Regions from separate parts of the Homo sapiens genome. Here regions 2 and 3 are each linked to region 1. The links are chromatin loops, found by intact Hi-C in ENCODE. Cell type or tissue: Calu3. All regions are shown on one strand.

Evidence for each region. A loop is a pair of places that touch in the nucleus more often than their neighbours do. Peaks named below come from ENCODE experiments on the same cell type or tissue, not always from the same donor. Only the 100,000 strongest peaks of a DNase experiment are listed, where the experiment ranks them.
Region 2: it touches region 1 in a loop (13-fold over the local background); 12 of 110 quality-filtered maps call a loop at or near these places.
Region 3: a loop joins it to region 1, with 16 times the contacts of the local background. A loop is called at or near these places in 3 of 110 quality-filtered maps.

The regions. Positions count from the first base shown.
Region 1 is chr6:29,372,194-29,380,193 of GRCh38, forward strand. OR12D3 (olfactory receptor family 12 subfamily D member 3) reads right to left here and starts at 3,098. Exons shown (of 1, transcript NM_030959.3): 1 at 1,230-3,098. The coding sequence starts at 3,094. The coding sequence ends at 2,144. In Calu3, no CTCF peak of the experiment used is centred here; a DNase peak (open chromatin) is centred at 3,998.
Region 2 is chr6:29,585,126-29,593,125 of GRCh38, forward strand. It overlaps OR2H2 (olfactory receptor family 2 subfamily H member 2), which reads left to right. Exons shown (of 2, transcript NM_007160.4): 1 at 1-225; 2 at 2,545-5,375. The coding sequence starts at 2,820. The coding sequence ends at 3,758. Among named protein-coding and RNA genes, the nearest start is that of OR2H2, 4.0 kb to the left of the region's middle. In Calu3, a CTCF peak has its summit at 4,498 (motif pointing left); a DNase peak (open chromatin) is centred at 4,496.
Region 3 is chr6:29,624,757-29,632,756 of GRCh38, forward strand. GABBR1 (gamma-aminobutyric acid type B receptor subunit 1) reads right to left here. Exons shown (of 23, transcript NM_001470.4): 2 at 7,545-7,629; 3 at 6,640-6,843; 4 at 5,702-5,887; 5 at 4,331-4,351; 6 at 2,730-2,890. The coding sequence starts at 7,629. Among named protein-coding and RNA genes, the nearest start is that of GABBR1, 4.4 kb to the right of the region's middle. RefSeq lists enhancers at 1-201, 4,019-4,824, 6,236-6,737. In Calu3, a CTCF peak has its summit at 4,037 (motif pointing left); DNase peaks (open chromatin) are centred at 3,455, 4,065 and 7,865.

The sequences.
Region 1 (8,000 bases):
AAAAAGTATGCCTCAAAATAAGCATAATAATTTAGGGGAAATACAGACATAAAAAGAGAGAGATTTTTTTAAAGACCCACATAGAACTTGTTTAAATAAAAAATACAAAATATAAAGTGAAAAATGCAGTGCATGGAATAAACAGTAGATTAATTACTGCAGAAGAAAAAATCAAGGAACTTGGAGATATAGATATAAAAACAATCCAAAATGAAGCACAGAGAAATCTTTTTAATAAAATGGACAAAGTATCAATGACCTATGTCATAATTTCAAGCAGTCTAACATATGTGCAAGTGGAGTACTAAAGAAGTGTTTGATTAAAAACATTGAAGAAGTAATGACTGAGTTTTTCCAAATTTGATAAAATATATAATCTATAGATCCAAGAAGCTCAATAAAAATTAAATAGAATAAATATTAGAAAACTTTACAATGAACATCATAATCTATTTGCTAAAAAAGTCATAAAGAAAAATCTTAAAATCAGCAAGAGAAAAATCAACACAGTTATTACAAAGGAATAAAGATAAGAATGGCAGCATGCATCCCACCAGAAATTATGTGAGACAGGTAATGGAGCAACAGCTTTAAAGCACATAAACAAAAGTCTGGCAATTTAAAATTTTATATACAGAGAAAACATCTCTTAAAAATAAGGGCAAAGTACTTTTTCATGCCAACAAAAGCTGAAGTAAATTATTACCAGCAGAACTTTACTACAAGAAATAGTTAAGGAAAGTCTTTAGACAACAACAACAAAAAAATGATACGAGATGAAAATCAGTGTCTCCATGAAGGGACCAAAAGTGCCAGAAATTATAAATATGTGTTTAAGTGTAAAAGACATTTTTATTATTTTTAATTACCTTAAAAATAATAGAATTTTTCAAAAAAAACAGAATTGCAGTATCTTGGATACTAATAACATAAGTAAAAGTAAAATGTGTGACATTAAAATCACAAAGCATGAGCAGGGAGATGGAAGTACAGTATGGCATGACTCTAGCAATACATCTTAAATGGTGTAATATTATGTGAAGAAATATTTTGTGAATTTAAAATGTACATTGTAAACCCCAGAGTAACCACAAAAATATAAAATAAAAAGGTATAAATAAAAGGACAATAGTGAAAATATAATGAAATCATAAAAATATTCCCATAAAAAACAGTAAATGAAAGAAGAAGCAATAACGGACAAATAGGACAAATGAAAGGCAAACAGTTGGAGGACAAATTTAAATTTAATTCTATCAAAAATTTAGTTGGAGGATAAATTTAAATTTAATTCTATCAAAAATTTATCAAATTTAAATTGTGCAAACACTCCAACTGAAACAAAGAGCTTGTCACATTGGCTTAATGGGTATGAAAATGCAGTTAGATAGAATGAAGAACTTCTAGTATTCAACAGTAAACTAATGCAGGGACAGTAATGTAGGTTTAGCTTGATTGTGGTAGTCTCTTCACAATGTATACATATACTAAAGCATCATGTTGTGAAGCCTAAATATATGCAATTTTTATTTGTTAATTATACTTCAATAAGCTGGGGAAAAACAAGATATTTTCAATGGCTAGAAAAATCTCTCCCTAAAATTAAATACCCATTAAAAATTCTCTTCAAGAATTAAGATTAACAAAAATGATATTCTAGATAAAAACTGTTGTGAGAAAAATTATCATCAGTACTTTCCTGCTGAAGGAAACACAAAAGGAAAAAAAATAGGCAAAAATAAAGATTATCTCATATGGAATTTCAGTAAGATACTTCTATTACTTGGAAAATTCCAAAGGTTTTTGTCCTAGGAGAAATGCCACATTCTTTTTTACACAGCAGATTCCTACTCTAACCCTCCCCATACTTCCTACCTCCTTAGTTCTCCTTGCCACCGAATTATCCTGACATATGTACTTACGCGTTTGGTTATTTGGGGCCTCCATCACATTAAACTTTATGTTTGATGACATTATGGAATTTGTTTTGCTTGCTCCTGTGTTTCTTGAACCTACTACACTGCCTAATATAATATGTGCTCAAAATTTTTGAAAGAAAAATATAAACCAGGTAAACAAATCATTTCTTACAGTGAAGTGATGGAAATCAGTCTTAATAGAAATCAGATATCCCTCATTAGTCCTAGTGGTGTTGCTGCCAGTCTTTAAACAACTTCCTACCAAAGATTTTCTTCAGAGCCATCATCACTTCTTTGTTCCTAAGGGTGTAGATTAGTGGATTCAGTACAGGGGTGACGGCGCTATACATGATGGCCATTATCCGGTCCTGAATCATGGAGGTGGCTGAAGCAGGACGAATATATGTGAAGCCCACAGGTCCATAGAAAAGACATACCACCATAAAATGGGAGGCACAAGTGGACAGAGCCTTGTGGAGTATTCTGCAGGACCTGTTCTTAAACAGAAGGAAGCCAATTACATAGAAGCAGGAGAGAAGAGTCAGAAAGAAAGCTCCCATGGATATGCTGCCTGTGACAATGGAAAGAAGCCATTGATTGAGTAATGTGTCACTACAGGCCAATTCTAAGAGCGGCTTGACATCGTAGAAGAAGTGATTGAGTTTCTGAGAGCCACAAAAACTCAGGTGTGCAGTCATGACAGAATGCATCAGAGCGTAAAAGAAGCTGATGAGCCAGGCCGCAGCTGCCAACAGAATACACACCTGGGGGTTCATGATGACAGTGTAGCGAAGAGGATTGCAGATGGCAACAAAACGGTCAAAGGCCATGATAGCCAGTAAAATGGCCTCTGTGCTTCCCAAAAAGTGGAAGAAGTGTAGCTGGGTGATACAGCCTAGAAAAGATATAGCCCTGCGACTGCACACGAGGTTTACGAGCAGCTTGGGCAGTGTCACTGAAGAATAAGAAATATCCAGACAAGAAAGGTTTCCCAGAAAAAAATACATAGGGGAGTGGAGTTGTGGTTCCAAAACAACCATCACCAATATAGATCCATTTCCAATCAAGTTTATCAGGTAAATGATTAAGAAAATCCCAAAGAAGAAAGGCTGCAGCTCCTGAACACCAGTCAGGCCAAGTAGAAGAAACTCATTCATTGTAGTGACATTCTCCATTGCTCTGGGAAGCAAATTTAACAATAACAGAATTAATTTTTCTGAATTTTTAATTTTACACTGTGAGGATTAAATAAAGCAAGTTTACTATTTGGAGGAACCTAGGGGTGAGCAACAGTGTGAAGAATAGTTACGAACAGTAAAACTAAATTTATGTACAACAAAATTGAGGAAGACTAATATACCTGATAAATTCTGAGCTGTTAAAATGGCACTAGACTAATAAAAGCATTATATTATGAACAAATCAGATATAGATAAAGGGCATTTGTTTTCAAAACTAGGAAGTGCAAGATTTGATGGACATAATCATAACCTCATGTATGGCATTAGAATTATGTATTACAAAAATTTTAAACATACAAACAGGGAATAGTTTTTCAACTTATGATTCTAGGTTCTGGCAAAAATTCAGATGTAGCTCAGTGGGGATTTCATCACTTCTTCTAAGATACATAAAAGCCACAAGAGAGTAACACATGTCTTCTGACAACCCAAACTTTCAGTGAAAGTAAGAAACATAAACACCCACAAACCAAATGTTGTATGAGTAGAGGAGAAAAAAACAGCAAAATTAGCATCATTAGTCACAAGACTGTGTCATAGCAATGAGGCAGTGGATGTAGTTGGGAAAAACTTGAAATAGTTAGAGGTCCCATTAGTAGAAGAACTTCGAAAACACCCCCAATTTTTCAATCCAAAAGGGGAGTACCTCCCAGGGAGTGAGAATTTCTGTGGGGCAGGGGATAGAAAAAGGCACAGTCTAAGCACTGAAGGTGATGGAGAGAAGAGGTATAGTAAATATATGAAGAACAAAGGAAGCTTGTCATTTGTAAGTAATTAATAATAATAATAATAATAACAATAATAATAATCACCACCTTATCAACAGAAGAGGGAGCCCTTGCACTGAGGAATTGGAAAGGCTAACTAGGATACTCCTCCCACCCATGCCTACTAAGATTCTTCTGCTAATAATTGGTCCACAATATCATAAGTTCTCCAGTGTAAGTTCTCCATAAAATAACTCTAAAAATAGACAGAAATAAAGACATAGTTAAAACCACAATCACAATGAGAAGATTTAACAAGTTTCTCTCTATACCTGACAGAAGAATCAGCCAAAAAGTCAGTAAGGATATAAACATCTGAACAACATAATTTACAAATTTGATTAACATATAAAGAACACTGAACCCAACCAAAAAATAATTCACATTATTTTCAAGTATATCTTGTACATATTTACAAAATCAAGCATGAGTTGAGTATTACCAAAAGGCTTCAAAAGGTTTCAAAAGGTTGAGCTATTCAAAGAATGTCCCTTGACCACACTGGAATTAAAAAACAATAAGAAAAATGCATCTAGAAACTCACCAATTGCTTCATATTATGTAATACACACAAATAATTCATAAAGAAAAAATTCAAATAAAATTAGAAAAAAATTGAAATGAACAATGATGAAGATGAGATATATCAAAACTTTTGGCATATAGCTAAAGAAATAAATAGAGGGAAATTGTCAGCCTTAAATGCATATGTTAGAAAAAAAGAAATATTGAAAAACCAATAACCTAAACTTTCATTTCAAACAGCTAAATGAATGAATGCATGAATGAATGAACAAATAATCCAACAACTCAAACCTAAACAAAGTAGAAGGGAAATAGCTAAAATAATAACAAGAATAATTGAAATAGAAAACAAAAGTTCAATAAAGAAAAGTCAACAAAGTCAAAATTTAGTCATTTGAAAAGATTAATGAAAGTTATCAACTCAGTAAAATTGTTAAAAGAGAGAGAGAATACAAATTTTAAGCTAGTATCACTACAGATACTATCAACGTCAAACATTGTAAAAGGTCGTTATGAACGACTTCATGCCCAAGAATTTGGCAATTTAAATAAAATTTTAAAATTACTTAAACCAAAAGTAACTTACCAAAATTGACAGTAGAAGAAAGACAATTTCAATAGTTTGATATTTATATAGGAAAGTGTAGTTCTTATTCAAAATTTTTCCAGAAAGGAAACACCAAGTCCAGATTTTACTGGTGAATTCTACCAAATAATTAAGGAAGAAATAATAACTTACACAAATACTTTCAAAACAATGAAAAAGGAGCACTTCTATATTTCTTTTATAAGGTTAGCACAACTTTGATACCAACACTTTAAAAAGAACTCAACAGAGGCCAGGCGCGGTGGCTCACGGCTGTAATCCCAGCACTTTGGGAGGCCGAGGAGGGCGGATCACGAGGTCAGGAGATCTAGACCATCCTGGCTAACATGGTGAAACACCGTCTCTACTAAAAATACAAAAAATTAGCCTGGTGTGGTGGCAGGAGCCTGTAGTCCCAGCTACCCGGGAGGCTGAGGCAGGAGAATGGCTTGAACCCGGGAGGAGGAGCTTGCAGTGAGCTGAGGTCGCGCCACTGCACTCCAGCCTGGGCGATAGAGCGAGACTCCATCTCAAAAAAAAAAAAAAAACAAAAAAACTTAACAGAAAGGAACTGCAGACTAACCTGTCTTGTGACTATAGATGCAAAAATCTTGAAAAAATGAATAAAAACAAGCAATATCTACATCGCAACCAAATAAAATTTATTTCAAGATGTAAGGGTAATTTAACATTAAAAAATAAATTAATACAATAGCCATATTAGAGAAAGAAAACAAGAAACACCACAGATGCAGTAAAAGCATTTGATTATATTTAGCACCCACTCATGATTTAATAAAATAATCCTTAGCAAACTAGGGATACAAGGGAAATTAGTTTATTTGATAAAATTAATAAAAAATACCATAAGAAAAGATCATACCTAATGAAGAAACATGAAAAGTTTCAGATCAGGAATGAGACAAGGATTTCTCCTATCATCACTTTTTTGAACATTGTCCTAGAGGTTCTAGCCAGTGTCATAAAGCAAGAAAAAAATAAATAAAATACTTTAGAATTAGAAAGGAAAAAATAAAACTCATTTTCATAGATGATATGCCTGTATGGTTAGAAGATTTCTGAGATATGAGGACATTAAACAAGAATTAAATATATTTTATATGCTAACCACAATCAAATGAAAATAAAATGTCCAATGATATTTTCAATAGCATCAGAAACAATAAATGTATAGAAATAAAACTAAACAAAAATATGTAAGATCTCTATCCTAAAAACTACAAAACATTATTCTGAGGAAATAAAGAATATCTAAATAAATAGAGGAATATGGTATATTCATGGGCTGAAAGATATACTATAATGAAGATGTCTACTCTCCTAAAAGTAATCTGAAAAGTCAACGCAATCCCAGTACAAGTCCCTGATTTTTAAAATATAAAATTGTCAAGCTGATTTTAAAAGTTACATAGAAATGCAAAGGAATGGGGAACCTGAAAACCCCCTGGGGCTGGGTTCTCACCTGCATCTGGAGACCTTCCTGAGCCCCCAGCAACAAAACCACAATGCAGTGCCACTGCACAATAACTAGAACAGTTAAAATAAAAAAGTGATGGAAAACACCAAGTGTCAACAAGGATGTAGAGCACCCTGAGCACTCATATACTCCTCCAGGGAGTTTAATCAGCATAGTGATTTTGGAAAACAATCTGGCAGTATCCTCAAGCTAAACATACGCATATATGAATAAGCCAGAAATTCCATTCCTAGGTATATAGCCAATAGAAGGTGCACATACCAAAATATATAAAAATGTTCATAGCAGCAATATTTTTTATCAAAAACTGACAACTATATAAATGTCCATCAACAAAATGAAACATTGTGAAGGAGTCAAAATGAACTACAGCTATATTAAGTAATATGGATGAAGCTGTTTCTTCATGTGGGTGTGTTGGTTATACAGATATGTCATTTTGTGAAAATTTATTGAGACTCAGGATTTATCCACTTTTCTGTATGTGTGTTGTACTTTATATGTCATATAAACTTTTACAGAAAAAAAGAGAATAAGGGAGGAAACAATAATCTTGGATTTGGAAATGATTTTCTAAATATCATAGAAAAACCTGAAGCAATAAAAGATTACCAAATTTGACTACATAGGCATCGAAAATGTCTGCATGACAAAAATCCTACAAATAAAAGATCAAAACGCATCCAGGAATAAAATCACAAAGCAAATTGTAGACCATGTGCTAACATTCTTAATATATAAATTATTTAATAAACCTAAAAGACACAGACCAATTTTTTTTAAAGAGAGAAACATACAGACAATTTATAGAAAAGGAAATATGAATAGATCTTAAAGATAGGAAAAGATGCTCAACCTCATTAAAAATAAGAAAAATGCAAATTGAAATATGACATGCAGGCAAGCGCTACAGCAGGCTGCCGTGAGCACTGTAAAGAGCACCAACGCGCTGCACCTCGACTCCCACCCCACTTAGTCACAAGCACATGCCCATCTGCTCAAGGCATGTTCTGCCGCTGCCCAGCTCAGGTCTAAGCACCCAGCAAGTTTGAGATTTTTCGAAATAAAATAACTTAAAAACAGTGATTTTGACTTCCGGATAAGATGGTATATACAGGTTTCTCCCATCTCCCTTCCCATTAAGTACAACTACAAACCGTAGAAACAATACAAGAGGTAACCAAAAAAGAATTCTCAAATGTGGGAAGGTGAACTGCTTTGGGATTCCAGAACTGTAGGAACCACACAGCAGCAGGGCTGTCCCTTCACCCAACTAAAGAAGGCAATTAGTTTATTTGACAAAAAATGTTTGCCTCTTCCAACACGCCATCCCACAACAAAAGGCAGCCTAGGTAGGTTTTTTCCTGCCTCCTATCAAAAGGTAGTTCCTCCAACAACACAGCACTTGAGTAAGGGGGGCCCATCAGGAATTCTACTAACCCAGAGAAGTACTCTACTCAGCTC
Region 2 (8,000 bases), 210 kb after region 1:
TCTGAGCCAGCTCCAGCTCATCACACACATGTGTGCTTAGAAAAGTGCCAGATGGTCAGCATTAGCAATCCCTATTGTGACCAGAGATGCAGTTGCCCATTCAAGGATGCCCATTCCTTTTTATTTTTTTGTTTCTTCCTGATGTACAAGTGGAGGCTGGGCACCAGTTAAGAGCTCTGTCATGGGGAATTGCTGGTACCAGAAGAGATTTTTATTTGATTGAAGGTAAGCAGAACCTTTGCTCTTTGGCTGTGAGATATCAGTTTCCGCCTATCCTCAACACTGGAGGACCAGATTTGGAGTTAAACTTACTCTAAAATCCTAGTCCTAGCACTTATTGACTAGGTAACCTTCTACAAGTCTCTTGTCCCGTCTGTGACTGTTCACTTTTTGGTAAAATTGGGATAATTTTATCTCTTTGTAGGGTCACTGTGAGAACCAGATGTTCAGGGAGTTGTTTATCACCATGCTTTGATGGTAGCTACTAACAGCAAGGGTAGCTCATGGTCACTAGACTATCATAAACCCCTTTCAAAGGACCTCCCAACTCCTTCCCCAGCTCCTAACACAATGCTGGCACTTTGGGGCTCAAGAAATGAATAAATGCGTAGACCAATGCATGAATATTTCAGAAGGAAAAGGAGTAGGAGAAAAATAATGAGAGTGGAAAAGACAGAGAACAAAGAGGGAAAGGGAAACAGTCACTAAGAAAGGTGTAATCTAAAGAGATTCAGCGATATAGCAGAGAAAGGAAAGGAATGAAATGCCAAGATAATGACAAAGTTAGAAATGTAGAAAATTAATTAGGATGACACATGATGGATAAATAAGAAACAATTGGCTATTGTTTAAGGTTACATGCAAAGAATTTTATATTACAAAGAAAACAAAGGAGGGGGCGGCAGCCAATGAGCATGAGGTTTCTTTTGGGAGTAATGAAATATTCTGGAAGTAAATGGTGTTGGTTGCACAACTTGTGAATATACTTTAAACCACTAAATTACACACTTCAAAAGGGCGAATTTTATGGTACGTTAAATACATCTCAAAAAATGAAAGCGAAGGCATAATTAAAAATTTAGAGGCCAGGCACAGTGACTCATGCCTGTAATCCCAGCACTTTGGGAGGCCGAGGCAGGCAGATCACCTGAGGTCAGGAGTCTGAGACCAGCCTGGCCAACATGGCGAAACCCCGTCTCTACTAAAAATACAAAAATTAGCTAGGCATGGTCTTGAGTGCCTGTAATCCCCGCTACTTGGGAGGCTGAGGCAGGAGAATAGCTTGAGCCCAGGAGGTGGAAGTTGCAGTGAGCAGAGATCGTGCCATTGCACTCCAGCCTGGGCTATAAAACGTGACTCTAAAAAAAAAAAAAAAAAAAAAAAATTAGAATGGTGGTGACATCTTGAGGGGTGACAAATTGAGAAAATTGAGAGATCAGGGAGGGGCACACAGAAGCTTCTAAGATACTTGAAACATTTGCTCAGTTCCTTAACCTAGTTGTTTAAATATGTAACAATATTTTGAAAATTAAAAATATATTTTAAGTGAGAAAAGAATAATGGGAAAAACAGGAAGAAGACAGAGACAATGGCAGAGAGTCCTGGCAAAAAGGGAGATGTGATAGAGCTTAATACAAGATGGGGACCCTGTAAGAGGAAGACATTCCTGCCATCCTCTGAGCTCCATGGCACGTTTGTGGTGTGGCCCACCATCTCATCTCCTCCCCTCATGGCCTTCCTAAGGTCCTGTAAGACCCTGAGTCCTTGTCTCTGACCTGCCAGAGTGGCTTCAGTCTCCCACCCCCAGCCCTCAACTGACCTTCTATGCCCCAATACATCTCTATTTTAAGGAAAAAGTCCAGTCACCTCCTCTAGGAAGCTTTCCCTGATATACCCAACCAAATTGGTCAGTCATCCTACAGAACCTTTACTCTCATTCACCCAGTACATTGGTGTTACTGGCCTTTAAATTTTGGACTCTCTTTTTGGTGGTGTCTGAAAGACTACAAGATTTAGGGAGAGTGATTCTTGGAGTCTTTCGATAATGTTCCTGTGAACCCTGGTGATTTTAACATGCTTGTGGCCACTCTTGCCTCCTACTTGTAAGCTACTCATGGCAAGGACGAAGCATGTGGACCAATTTCCACCCCTCCCTGAAAGTCAGTTGGTTCAGAAACTTAGGTTGCTAAAAAGGCCAGGGCAACCAACCTGATCTCTCTATAAGTAGGGATATCTTAAAACAAAACAAAATCTCTCTCATAGATAAAACACTGTCTCTGATAAGCTTACTTGCAAATGAAAAAATACAAAATAAATGGAATGTACAGAGTTCTATAAAATTCATTCAACCAATAGAGCAATAATTGAGCCTACAGAGACAACTTATCAGAAAATTCATTCAATATACCTTACGAGATCATCCAATAGATAAGAGACAACTCTAGAACAGCATTCAGAACATAGTGGCACTCAATAAATTTCCCCTGAATGAATGAATTAATGAATTAGTGCATATTTTAATCAGCCTCCTTTGCCCTCACCCAGGAAGTCAGAGGCACCAGTGTGAGTATCCATCTGCTGTCCAGTACATTCATGGATTCCTCACTCTCACTAGACAATGTTTGACCAGGAAGAACAGGGAATGAGAAGGAGCTGCTGGATGGTGATGAGCCTTGGAAAGGGAGGCTGGGCGAGCAGAGACAGAAGAGAAACACCTACCTGCTGTGACCTCACAAACACCCAGGCTGAGTTTTGATAAGACAGGTTGAATCACACTGGAGTGACAGCCTCATCCCTCCAGGTACAAACAAGAACAGGCCATGGTTAACCAAAGCTCCACACCGGGCTTCCTCCTTCTGGGCTTCTCTGAACACCCAGGGCTGGAAAGGACTCTCTTCGTGGTTGTCCTCACTTCCTACCTCCTAACCCTAGTGGGCAACACACTCATCATCCTGCTGTCTGCGCTGGACCCCAAGCTCCACTCTCCAATGTACTTTTTCCTCTCCAACCTCTCCTTCTTGGACCTCTGTTTCACCACGAGTTGTGTTCCCCAAATGCTGGTCAACCTCTGGGGCCCAAAGAAGACCATCAGCTTCCTGGACTGCTCTGTCCAGATCTTCATCTTCCTGTCCCTGGGGACAACTGAGTGCATCCTCTTGACAGTGATGGCTTTTGATCGCTACGTGGCTGTCTGCCAGCCCCTCCACTATGCCACCATCATCCACCCCCGCCTGTGCTGGCAGCTGGCATCTGTGGCCTGGGTCATTGGGCTAGTGGAGTCAGTGGTCCAGACACCATCCACCCTGCACCTGCCCTTCTGCCCCGATCGGCAGGTGGATGATTTTGTCTGTGAGGTCCCAGCTCTAATTCGACTCTCCTGTGAAGACACCTCCTACAATGAGATCCAGGTGGCTGTTGCCAGTGTCTTCATCTTGGTTGTGCCTCTCAGCCTCATCCTTGTCTCTTACGGAGCCATTACCTGGGCAGTGCTGAGGATTAACTCTGCAAAAGGGCGGAGGAAAGCTTTTGGGACCTGCTCCTCCCATCTCACTGTGGTCACCCTCTTCTACAGCTCAGTCATTGCTGTCTACCTCCAGCCCAAAAATCCCTATGCCCAAGAGAGGGGCAAGTTCTTTGGTCTCTTCTATGCAGTGGGCACTCCTTCACTTAACCCTCTCATATACACCCTGAGGAACAAGGAGGTAACCAGGGCATTCAGGAGATTGCTGGGGAAGGAAATGGGGCTCACACAAAGCTGAGGGAGAGCTGCTTAATGTGCTTTAAAAGAGAGGAGATTCTATGTGCTTTTATCAGAAAGTTTGAGTTCCCTGCCCCTCTGCCTTCTTCACACCCATTACATTGTGGGAATGGATGAAAGCCACATGTCTGTGTGTGTGCATGTATGTGTGCAAGAGACAGCGACTGAAATGTAGTAAAGGGAGGTATCTTTATGCGAAAAATTATAGGCATCAAGTATATTTTATATTTTTTTCTACTTTAAGTCTTCGCCTCCATAGTCATGTTCCTACCTTTATCACTTCCATTTTTAATTCCCCTCCCTTGCCATATCCCCACTATTCCTTCACCTCCAATTCTAATTCCTACCATATCTTCTTTGCTTCTCCCTCATGTTTTTCCCACTTCACTATATGTCTGTTTTGTATTCTCATTCTATTTTATTCCTCAAATAACAGCAAAAGAGAAGGGGAAGCTGAAGCCCAGCTAAGTTCGGAAACTCACCCAAGAACACACAGTGTCCACAGCATCAGAACTAAAATCCAGGCCCCATAATTTTCAGTCAGGCAACTCTCAAATACACACTGTTGCTTTCACACCATAATCAAATATCCCAGTATTTCAGGCTTGAGCCTTACAAAGGAAACTTAGCTTCTTCAGTCCTATTTCTTCTCTTACAATGCCCACAAATCGCAGGTAAAGGAGCAGCCAAAAAGACACAAAAATATCTTCATGTTTAGGCTGGCACATTGTGGACCTTGGTGTCATCTACCGGCCAAATATGGTATTGCATGTGACATCCCAGACTTCTGCTCCAGGGTCATCCGAACTGTACTTTGCTCAAAGACATAGATATGGTTATGATACTATAAGCATTTATGTAATTGTTATGTTAACCCAAGTAACACTTAAAGTACAGATGCTCCTTGACTTATAATGATGTTACCTCCCAAAAAACCTATCATATACTGAAAATATTGTAAGTTGAATATGCATTTCATACACCTAACCTACCAAACATCATAGCTTAGCCTAGCCTACCTTAAACATACTCAGAACACTTACATTAGCCTACAGTTCAGCAAAATCCTCAATACAAAGTCTATTTTATAATAAAGTTTTGAATATCTCATGTAATTTACTGAATACTGTACTAAAAGTGAAAAAACAGAATGGTTATATTGGTACTCAAAGTACGGTTTCTACTGAATGTATCTCTTTTGCATTATTATAAAGTCAAAAAATGGTCAAAGTCAGGAACCCCCTGCAATTTACACATATTGACTTATTTAACCCTTATAACAACACTATGAAGCAGATAATATTATTATCCTTTTTCAGAGGTAAAAACTAAAACACAGAATTTATGTTACCACTTGCAAATGTGCAAGACAGGATTTGAACCCAGGAAAACTGGCTCCAGACTCCTTGCTCTTAACCTTGCCTTTTGGTAAAAATAATGCCTCCCAGGCCCAGGTGAAAAGCTTCAACTTCTCAACAAGCTTTGAGGAAATCATTTCAATCTAAAACTATATCTAAATGATCCCCCAGCCGAAGGGGTTTCACTTCCTTAAAATAAGAGTTTTTCAAATACTTCAAAGCATAAGAAACAACAGAACAATAAAACTTTTGGAAAAAGTTGTGTTACAGTTCATTGTGTGTGTGTTTCTGGCTTAGTTCACCCACTAGATTTCAGGCTCTCAGAAGGCAAGGACCAGAATTTTGCATAAAATTGGCACCCAGTTTTATAAATGTATAAGTGAATGAATGAATGAATGAATGAATCTTACTCTCCAAAGAGAATATATAAAAGGTTCTGGGGTTCCAATCCCACATACGCTGTCTCCCAGCTTTTCCCTGGCAAGGGCAGCAATACCAAATTCCCTTTTGAGTACACGCCGATAAAATAAGAAAAAGGAAAATCTTAGTTTTATTTCTAGTTCCAACATAAAATGATTTTGATTCAACATTTATCCTGGCATCAGCACAGAACAGCAACATTAATTCTATTATAATCCTAATCTTTATCCTAGCCATCCTTGTGTTAATCTTATTGTCTCCTTGACCTCGTTATTAGAGCATATTCTAATCTTAATGTAGAGCCCCCATTTTATATTTAATAATCCTAATCAGTCAGGCGCAGTGGCTCACACCTATAATCCCAGCACTTTAGGAGGCCAAGGCGGGCGGATCACGAGGTCAGGAGTTCGAGACCAGCCTGACCAACATGGTGAAACCCTGTCTCTACTAAAAATACAAAAAAAAAACTAGCCTGGCGTGGTGGCGTGCTCCTGTAATCCCAGCTACTTAGGAGGCTAAGGCAGGAGAACCTGGGAGGCGGAGGTTGCAGTGAGCCGAGATCATGCCACTGCACTCCAGCCAGGGCGACACAGTGAGACTCTATCTCAAATAATCATAATCATAATCATAATCTCAGCCCTACAGGTAAGGCTAAGCTTAATTCCACTTTTCAAATCACTGTAGTAAGACCTTTTTTTCATGACCCCCTCTATCTGCTTTCTCTTACTGGCACCTAGAAATGTCTACACTTTTCTCCTGTTTATCATCTCCCTACAGCCAGAGGCTATAATGTTTGTATATAGTAAAATCGTTTCTAGACTGACTCTAGGGGAAATGCAACAGAGAATTAAATAAAGCAGTCTAAAAGAATCTGCTTTGTTGAATAAATGGTTTAACATAGGACTTAGGACTAACATCTCTTATCCTAAATTCATTGTTTCCATGTGACAGTCATCTATTGGATACTCTGTGAGAAAATCCAATATAAAGTTACTCAGTCACAACCCCCACAATGTCCAGTGAAAATAGGGATGGTCAGGCACATAGTGCCAGCATACATGACAGTTACACAACTGAATTGGAGCAAATAAGAGTCTACAGGAATACAGAATTAAAGAATAATGTGTGTGAGTGCTTGGAGCGGCAGTGATCATGGAAGCCTCTTAGAGGTTTGAACCACAGAAGAGTAAACAAAATAAGAAGTATTTGCTGACTGTGTAGAAATGAGATGATGCAAAGACCCCCTTTTTAGGGGCTTGGGGACTCCTAAGCATGGAAATAAAGCAAAATCCTGTGTTTCTTCAAGGAAAATTCCAGGCACCTAGCTGGCTCTGAGAAATAAGTAGCAACTTGAAAAGCAACAAGGTAATAGCAGCCTAAGACAATAGCCAAGGAAGTTAAGCGTTCTGAATAGGTTTGCTTTCCTCATAGAAACTAAAGATAACCTCTTAACATATGTCTCTGCGTTGTCTCTCAGAAACTCGGAACCCCACCAAATGAATCTGCTGGCATAGACCTCAGAGGACAGGAAAATGACTGAACTTTATAACCATCATCCTTTGTTCTAAGTTTCTTCCTGAGGAGCTTGGAGAAAGTAACACCTTCTAGGCAGTTAACATTTTTCTACTGGACCCCAAATTTTTAAACAAAGGTTCTCTTCCTTAACTAATTGCAAATTTGGGGTTTTTTTGTTTTTGTTTGAGACAGGCTTTTGCTCTGTTACTTAGGCCAGAATGCAGTTGCAGTCGTAGCTCACTGCAGCTTAACCACCCAGGCTCAAGCAATTCTCCTGCCTCAGCCTCTAATTAAAAAAAATTTTGTGTGTGTAGATACAGAGTCTTGTTATGTTTCGCAGGCTGGTCTCAAACTCTTGGCCTTAAGGGATCCTCTCTCCTTGGCCTCCCAAAGTGCTGGGATTACAAGCATGACCCACACCTGGCCAGAAAAATCTTTGAATCTACCTATAACCTGTAAGTCCCTGATTCAAGATATCCCACCCTTTTAGATCAAAACCAATGTGGAGGCCGGGCACGGTGGCTCACAGCTGTAATCCCAGCCCTTTGGGAAGCAATGTGGGCGGATCATGAGGTCAGATCAAGACCATCCTGGCTAACACGGTGAAACCCCATCTCTACAAAAAATACAAAAAAAAAAATTAGCCAGGCGTGGTGGTGGGTGCCTATAGTCCTAGCTACTCGGGAGGCTGAGGCAGGAGAATGGCATGATCCTGGGAGGCAGAGCTTGCAGTGAGCCAAGATCACACAGCTGCACTCCAGCCTGGGCAACCGAGCAAGACTCCATCTCAAAAAAAAATGTGGAACCTCTATGCACTGATTTCCAATGTTCCTTGTAGCTTCTGCTTTTCTGAAATTTACCCCTGCCTTTTTTTGTTTCCTGTTTTTTGAGACAGGGTCTTGCCGTGTTGTCCAGGCTGGAGTGCAGTGGCATAATCATGGCTCAGTGCA
Region 3 (8,000 bases), 250 kb after region 1:
AGGGAAAGTAAACAAGCAGAAAGCTGGAGAAGAAAGGAAGCTTGGGAGGAGGGGAAATGGGGGAGGAAGAGCCAGCCTTGGGTCTCCCACTGCCTGTTCCCCTCCCACTGATATATGACATTTCAGAAGCTGCTGGAACCCCAATGCATGTGAAGACGAAATGGCAGCCAGTGGGGAGCCAGGGCAGAGGGGACACAGACAGGGGGCTCAGGGGACTAAGGAGGGTGAAATGTTGCCAGGAGGGGAGGATAAGTAGAAAGGAAATAAAGAAAGCACTCTGGAGCCTGCTTACCTCCCACTGAGGCCTGACATTTGGGACACGGTGGGAAGTTGGAGAAGGGGGAGCCAGGGGAAGCTGTTGGAATCTGAAGAACCAGCAGTCACTGAGAATTCTCTGTTGCCCACCCTACCCTCACTCTGGCCAAGGGCAGTGCTCAACAACATTGGAAGGTTTTCTCTTTATGCCTCCCACTAGGGCAACTTTGTAAATCTTTACCATTCTCAGGACCCACCTTCCTGCACTCTCCCCACATCTATTACTCCAGATCCTGCTCCCAGCTTCTCCCACAGCCCCTCAGTGCCCCTCCACTTCTCTAAAGACAGGGTTAATAGGAACAATGAGGACATACAAGAACATATAAGATACATATCAACAGGGCAAGGCATGCCCCCCATTTTGTTTCCTGATTTCTTATCTACCTTTTCTTGCAACCGTTTCCCTCTTCCACACACTATTCATCACTGCAGATTCTCTCCACCACGTGATTCTCTCCCCCTCCCCAATAGATTTCCTTAGTTCTCCTCCCTCTCTTTGCTCTTGCAAGGATCTGGATTTGCAGGCAGGAAACCGACTCATTCCAATTGACACATTCTGGTTCTTCTGCCTTCCCATCCCACCCCGCTTGATGCCTCTGATGTTCTCCAGTTCCCTTCTCCCAGGTCCCACGTCTGCTCCCCGCCACCTCCAGGGAATCACCTGTCATGGTGGATGAGTTTGAGCTCACAGCCAGGCCTCCCCTATCTCCTGTGATCCCCTATCATAAAGCCTGCACCCATCTCTCCCTGTCATTTTCTTCACACTCCACTCCCCAAAACCAATGATCTCTCTGACTGTCCCAAGTCTGACCCTCTACCAGATCTGATCCTCTACTTCTCTTCCTGCCTCCCGTACCCTAATACCTAATTATTTTCCTGTACCCTGCTGCTCTTCCCATAGGCATTCTGGGGTTAGCTTACAGCTCAGGAATCCACCAAGATAGGATGTCTATTAGTAAAAATACAGATAAATACTTGGGATTCATCCCTGACCAAGGAGCTAGAATCTGTATTTTTAACAAACTCCTCTGGTGATTCTTATGTACACTGAAGGCTGAGAACCACGAGAAAGTAACAGTCAAAAAGGATTTTAAGTTCTCTTGCCAAGCTCCTGATAATCCTTGTGCTCTCTTCTCTTCAAGCACCCTACCTTCAACCTCACTTCTGTCCCCTCACACACCTATCCCAGACACACACCTATTTCTAGGTGTATAGTGATGTTCTAAAAATGAATATAAATCCTTGGATCACCCCAAGGTTGATATTTGGTAAGATCACCAAATTCTCACCTTGTGTACTCTATTTCACCCTAACCCAATTCCTTAAGTCTCTGGGGCCACATGTCAGTGAAGATAAATTTGAGATCTTAAATCTCCTTCCCTGTGTCACATCCTTCCCTGCACCCCCAATTATTCATGTAGGGGAGAGGGGTGGGAAAAAAAACCTCATTATAAGCTATCCCCTAATACCCCTGGACCCAAATTTGCTTACCTTCTCTCTCTCCCTCAACTCACCTCCCTAATCCCTACATCCCATTTCCCTTCTCACATCCTAGAGGCCACAATGCTATAAGGGAAGGGAAGGTCAGGACCCAAGTTCCATAAGGTGCCCCAAGATCTCTCATTATCCCCACGCTACCTCCTTGCCCCTCTCCCCCACTGCCATTCTTTTCTGTTCTCTTCTCCTTGTATGTTGACTCTTCTTCATCCCCATGCTATTGTGGGGGTTCCCATGTGGATCCCCAATCCAATTCATTTTCCCAGTGCCTCTGCCCACCTCTTGATCATTAGCCTTCCCCAATCACCATATGCCATCTATCCCACAGTCTGGGAATGCTCAACAGGGTTGGGAATAGAAGGATGAGAAGGAGTCAGGTAGGGCTCACCACTACCTTGCTGTTTTGTTAAGATAAATAAACTAGAGCTCTCAAGTCTCTCAAAATTTTCCTCATTCTGTCCCTATTCCTTCCAGCTCCAACCTACGCCAAGATTTTACCTTGTTACCATGGTAAATGTAAACCCCCAATCCAGCTCCCCACCTCTGACATTCCCTCCACCCCCAACCCATTCCAGGGTTAGTTTACTCCCTCAGAGGATCAGTGTCTCCTAATACCTTAAATCCACCACCAGTTTCTCCAAACCCCGACACTTCTGCGAGACTCCCGCAGCGGGGCAGAAGGGTCTGCCTTGCAGCATGCTTAACCATCTTGAGCCCCTAGACCCTCATCTTGGACCTCCAGCCCCTGCGACTCTCCCCAAGCTCCTGCACCCCCAGCCCATCTCCTGCCAGTCACACAAGGGAGGGGTCTGCCTCGCAATCCCAGAGACGACTCAGACAGATGGGGGCGCGTGCAGCTGGCTGGCCCCCTGCCCCGCAAGCCCCCACCTCCCACCCACCCCCATGTCCAGGGCTACCTTGCTGTCGTGGTGGATGAGCTTGAGCTCATAGTCCGGCAGGATGTCCCTGCGGCTATTCACGTCCTCCAGCGCCATCTCCACCGCGGGCTGGCAGGCCTGGCCCCCTGGCCAGCCCCCGCTCATGGGAAACAGTGCCCCGATGTACACTGCGCGCCGTTCTGAGGAGGGGTGCGGGGGGACCCGCGAGTGAGGCCGCGGGAGATGGGGGGAGTGGGAGGCCCACACCGGAGCCACCCCTGCCGCCATCACAACCAGAAGCGGCAGTGGCCACCCCACCCGGGCAAAAGGGGCCCCGGGCCCCATGGCGTGGGGGGCAGGGGTAGCTGTTGGGGAGCGTTAGGAGCTCAGGGGGGACACTTTTCCTGGGGAGGGCTGCTAAGAGGGTGCCGGGGAGGCGCCTCCATCCCTGATTTTGTGGGGAGGAGGGGGCGAGGGCCCCGGAGAAGCAGGGAAGGTTGGCTTCCTACGGCCCCCGCGGCTCTCGCCACCGTCGCCGCCACCGCGGACTCTCCTCGCGGACTGACTGACCGACGGAGGGGAGGAGGAGGAGCAGGAGGGAGATGTGGGGCTGGGAGGGGGCTCTGACGTCACGGGCGGCGCGCGGCAGCGGGGGGTGGGGGGGCGGGCGGGAGCTGGGGAGGCAGGAAGGGGGCGGGGAGGGAAGCGAGCGCCGAGGTGGGAGCGACAGTCGGAGGGGCGGGGAGGGGAGGGGGGATGCAACCTCGAGGAGGAAAGGAACGAAAGAGGAAGGGAGGGATCTCACTTAAGGGGACCCGAGGGGAGGAGAAATGGGGACGGGGCGTGCCAGGAGGGCGGGGTGGGCGGAGGGAGCCGCGGGAGGCTGAAGCACGGAGGAACCAGGGTAGGAAGGGAAGGATGCGAGTGGGACGGGAGAGAAACGGGGCTGGCGCCTGAGGTCTGAAGTGGGAGTATGAGTCGATACAGTGAAGCACTGAGGATGTGGGGGAGAGGAAACGGTTTTGGAGGGAACGAGTTGGGTACGGAAGGGAGGCTGGTTTGAGGGAGTGGTGGGGTCGTGGAAGGGAGCCTGGGGCTGGGTAGACAGAAGCCTAAGAAAGGGAGACAGGACATGGAATTGAGAAAAGACGAGGGAAGGGGTACACGGAAGGAAAAGATGTGGGGAAGAGCGCGAGAGGCCTGGCCAGGGTTGGGATGGGTGGGACAGGCTGAGAAAGTCCATTAGGTGAAATCCTAGGAGGCAGCAGGCTGGAAAAGGTTCCAGCGAAGGTCGCAAGGAACCCCACAGGGGAAAACGTGGTGGGAGCTCAGGGTCTCCCAGCACCCTGCCGCCCTCTGCTGGGCTCTGCCTGACACCGGCGAGGCTCAGTCTGGGAGGAGGTGGAGCCCAGGGAAGTGTAGCCAAGCAGGGACAAGGAGAGACCGCAGCCTCGTGGAAAACCGGGACTGGAGGCAGGAAACAGGTAGGGAGGGAAGGGGGTGGCCGCAAACTGGGGTGGGTTGGGGAAGGTGCGAAAGGACGACGCCCCGTAGCCTAAGGGCAGAATTTCAGGGGGGTGGAGGGTGCAGAGTGAAGGGGAGGGCATTGCAGTGCGCGCGGTAAGGGTTTCTCATCTCACCTGAGTGTGGCGTTCGATTCACTGGCAGCAGGAAAGACGGGGATCAGAGAAGAGTTACCACTGGCGCCCAGCTTCCCTGGCCTGATCCCCAGCCCCCTCCCACACCTGTCCATGCTGAAGACCGGGGAGAGCAGAAGCCTGCGTTTCTGAGGGGAGGGTGCCTGGGGATAAGAACAAGGTGGGTCTGGGGGTAAGGGGGTCAGGACTTATTTTCTTCTTCGATTTTTCATAGGACAACAGAATTTGAGACGGGAATGCCAATAGCTAAGTTTGGGGCAGATCTTGGTTCTGTGGTGCCTGAATATTACAAAATTGGGAGTCTTTAAGAAAAAAAATTACACATACAATTGGCTTTAAGCAATTGCTGTTAAAATCTTATTTCTGCAATTTTTACAAAAGCCTGTTACCATATGAACACATATCCATCGAGCCCTCTATATTATTAGAGCACAGGAAGAGGGCCCTGTAGGTGAGGAACCTTGAAGTCTAAGTTTCAGTAGTGTCATAAGTCCACCCCTGGATGGGACTCTCAATTTCCAGAATAAAATGGTAAACTAGAAGCAGAATAACTGAGTTATGTGAGGAAAGTAAAGCCCAAGGATCTTGAAAGAATCTACCAGGGTAGAGGAAGTATGAGGCATACAAATGGGATGACTGCATCCCAGGAGAGAAGATGGCAGAGAGTTCGGGTGCCTAGAAAAGGGAGAGTTTGTAAAATTACGTGGCAAAAAAAAAAAAAAAAAAGTAGACAGACACAACACTGATTCCCTTAGGGAATAATGGAGGTTGTCTAGGAAGTACAGAAAAGGACCTGTCTTCTTCCCACCCCATCCCTGAGTTGTTCTTCATCTTCTGATAATGCTGCCTCCAATTTTAAGTCTTTTACCCTAATATGTTTCCACCCCCAGAGCTCCCCTTCTCAATTTTTCTTAGTAGAATGTTTGATTTATTTCTGAGTCTTTACAATAAATCAATTATATAAGGAATGGTGAGGGATGAATTCTAGAAGAGGGTGATGCATGGAAATTTCTAAGTTTAGAGAAAGGGAAAATTGGAGTATTTAAACCTGAAGAAGGTGAGAGAGGTGAGATTCATAAAGGAAAAGAGAAAACGTGAGGTCTAAGAATCGGGAGCAGGAAGATTTTTTTAAAAGGTAAAGGAAGGAAGCCCCCAACCTACAGAGGATACCGGGGACTGCAAGAGGAAGTTTGAGGCAGGTGATGGAGGAAAAAGGGACTTTCATCTCCCCTTTCCAGTGTCCTCCCCCACATTTTTATAGCTCTCCATTCTTTCCCATTATCCATTCCCACCCCACTCCCATCCTCACACAAGCGTCCTCATCAGCTGCATGCAGGCAGCTGTTCCCCTCACCCTGGCAGTGGGGCTTGGGGGTGCTCCACTGGCCCTGACTACAGATGCTCCGGGAGCTGCCCACCAGATGGAAGTCGGGGTCACACCGGAAATCCACCCGGGCTCCGTCCAGAGCTGGGAGGTCCCCACCCGTCAGGAAAACCTTCCCATTTTCCAGGGTCAAATAAGACTTGGAGCAGATTCGGACTGTGGAGAGATAGGAAAATAAGAAGAGAGGCGAGTTGAAGAAGGCTCTTTCCCTTTAAAGAGCAGGGGACTCAGGTGCAGGTTTGGGTCCACAAGCATCCTGCTCTAAAGAAAATCACATGTGAAAAGGATTTGCCTACCTATCTTCCAATCCTCCCTTACCTGTGCAAGCATCCACACATTCCCAAAAGAAAAAAAAAATTACCATTTTAGGAACCCAAGATGGGGCTATAAGCACACAAAATGGGATCTCTTCAAAGTCAGCTACAGTGGGCGGTTCTCTGGCTTTGAAATATGTAGATGTATATAACTTTGGATGCACAATCAGATTTGCTTTTCTTATTATAGTTGGCTTCTATTAATATTAAACTGGCTTTTGTTTCTTGGGCATATGGTCTCTGGGTTGGTGACAGAGGTATTCAAAAATGTGATGAAATCATTTTAGAATTTTTTTGTCATCATCTGCCACTAATGATCCTCAAAGAGAATAACTGACAAGATGAATTATCAATGTTATAGGCCAATGATCAGTGGCCTAATGAAGGGAGGATGAAATGAACTGTGCAGGCTGCTAGCTCTACTACCTCCAACCGCACAGAGCAAAATTGCTCTTATGTAGTAGTCATTCAATAAATGTATTTGTGAATTTTGGTATACTGGATTTAAAGTGCTGACTTGCAAGCAGTAATGCTAAGTTTGCGGCAGGAAAAGGAATAGTCTTGAAGAGGGGAGGGGCTTCCGAGGCTACTCACCACAGCGGCTGGGTGTGTCCATATCTGTCCAGGAGCCGTTGGCCAGGCACTTGCGGACCTTGGGCCCCACCACCTCGCGCTCCCCCCGGCACACATACTCAATCTCATAGTCCACTGGCAGGAAGTTGATAGCCTTCACCTGGTCCCGAGTCAGGCCCCGGTACCTGATGCCCCCTTCCCAGGGCGGGTGTATGATCTGGCAACCTAAGGGGTGAGTCGGGGAGGCATACAGAGAGGAATGGTGGGAAAGAGGAAAAGGCAGGCTCCCCAGTGGGAGGAAGGGGAGAGTAGGGCGTGGTCTGTGGGCAGGCTGGGGACAGAGGAAGAGGGATGGGGCACTAGAGGGTGGGAGTGGGGACAGGTACAGATCCCCTGGCTAAAGGACAGAGAGTAAAGGGCCAGGGTTAAAGCTGATGAGAGAACCCACAAGTGGGGAGGGAAGGGTGCTGGGTGGAGGTAAGAAAGAAAAGTAATTAAGAAATCATGAAGGGTATGATATGTGGGTGGAGCTTTTCTTTAAAAAAAAAGGCTAAATGAGGATATTCGAGTTGAATTAGGATAGGAGGATAAAGGGAGGCTAATAAGATCATCTGGACAGCAAAGTGGGACCAAGAAAAGGGAGTAATTGAGGTAGTAATGTGGGGCTGGGAAAGGGGATTGAGGCGGAGAAAATGCACAGGAAGGTGGTATAGTGTAGCAATGTGGGCAGAGAAAAGAGGTGCTGGATAGTAACGTGGGGTGACAGAAGGAGGTCAGCAGTAGTAAAGTCGGGCCGAGCAGAAGGGGTTGCCAGACCGGGATGATATGTGGGACTGATGGGATAGTGATGAGGACCAGAAATGAGGAGATGCAGGGAAAGGGAAGTGGAGCGAAGGAGGGCCGGAGGTCGTCGAAGAAGGATGCACCTTCTGAGGTGGCGTTGGGGGTCTGCGCCCCGCCCGCGCCCGGGGGGCGGAGGAAGAGTGGCGCCAGTAGCAGCAGCAGCAACATCTAAGTGAGAGGCGGCCATGAGGACTGGACCGAGCCCCGCCGGCGCGGCCCGCACCCGGAGACTACTCGACCTCTTGCCGGTTGCCTCGCAGGCTCCGACCGGGCTCAGCCTGGGGACCAAGAGAGCGCCCCGCGGAGGAGGCGGGGGCGGAGCCCCGCGCGGGGTGGGGGGAGAGGAGGAGAGAAAGCCTGTCCCCACCCTCCTCCTGCCTCCCTCGGCCCCCAACCCTCCCGGGACTCCACCTCTCACCACCTCCTCTCCCCCGGCCCCCGCGGCTCGCAGAAGCCTGGCTTACCCACGCTCCCGGCATCGGCCGCCTCAGCGCTCCCCGATTCCATCCCCGCGGTTCCTCCTCTCCCCCAGCCCCGCT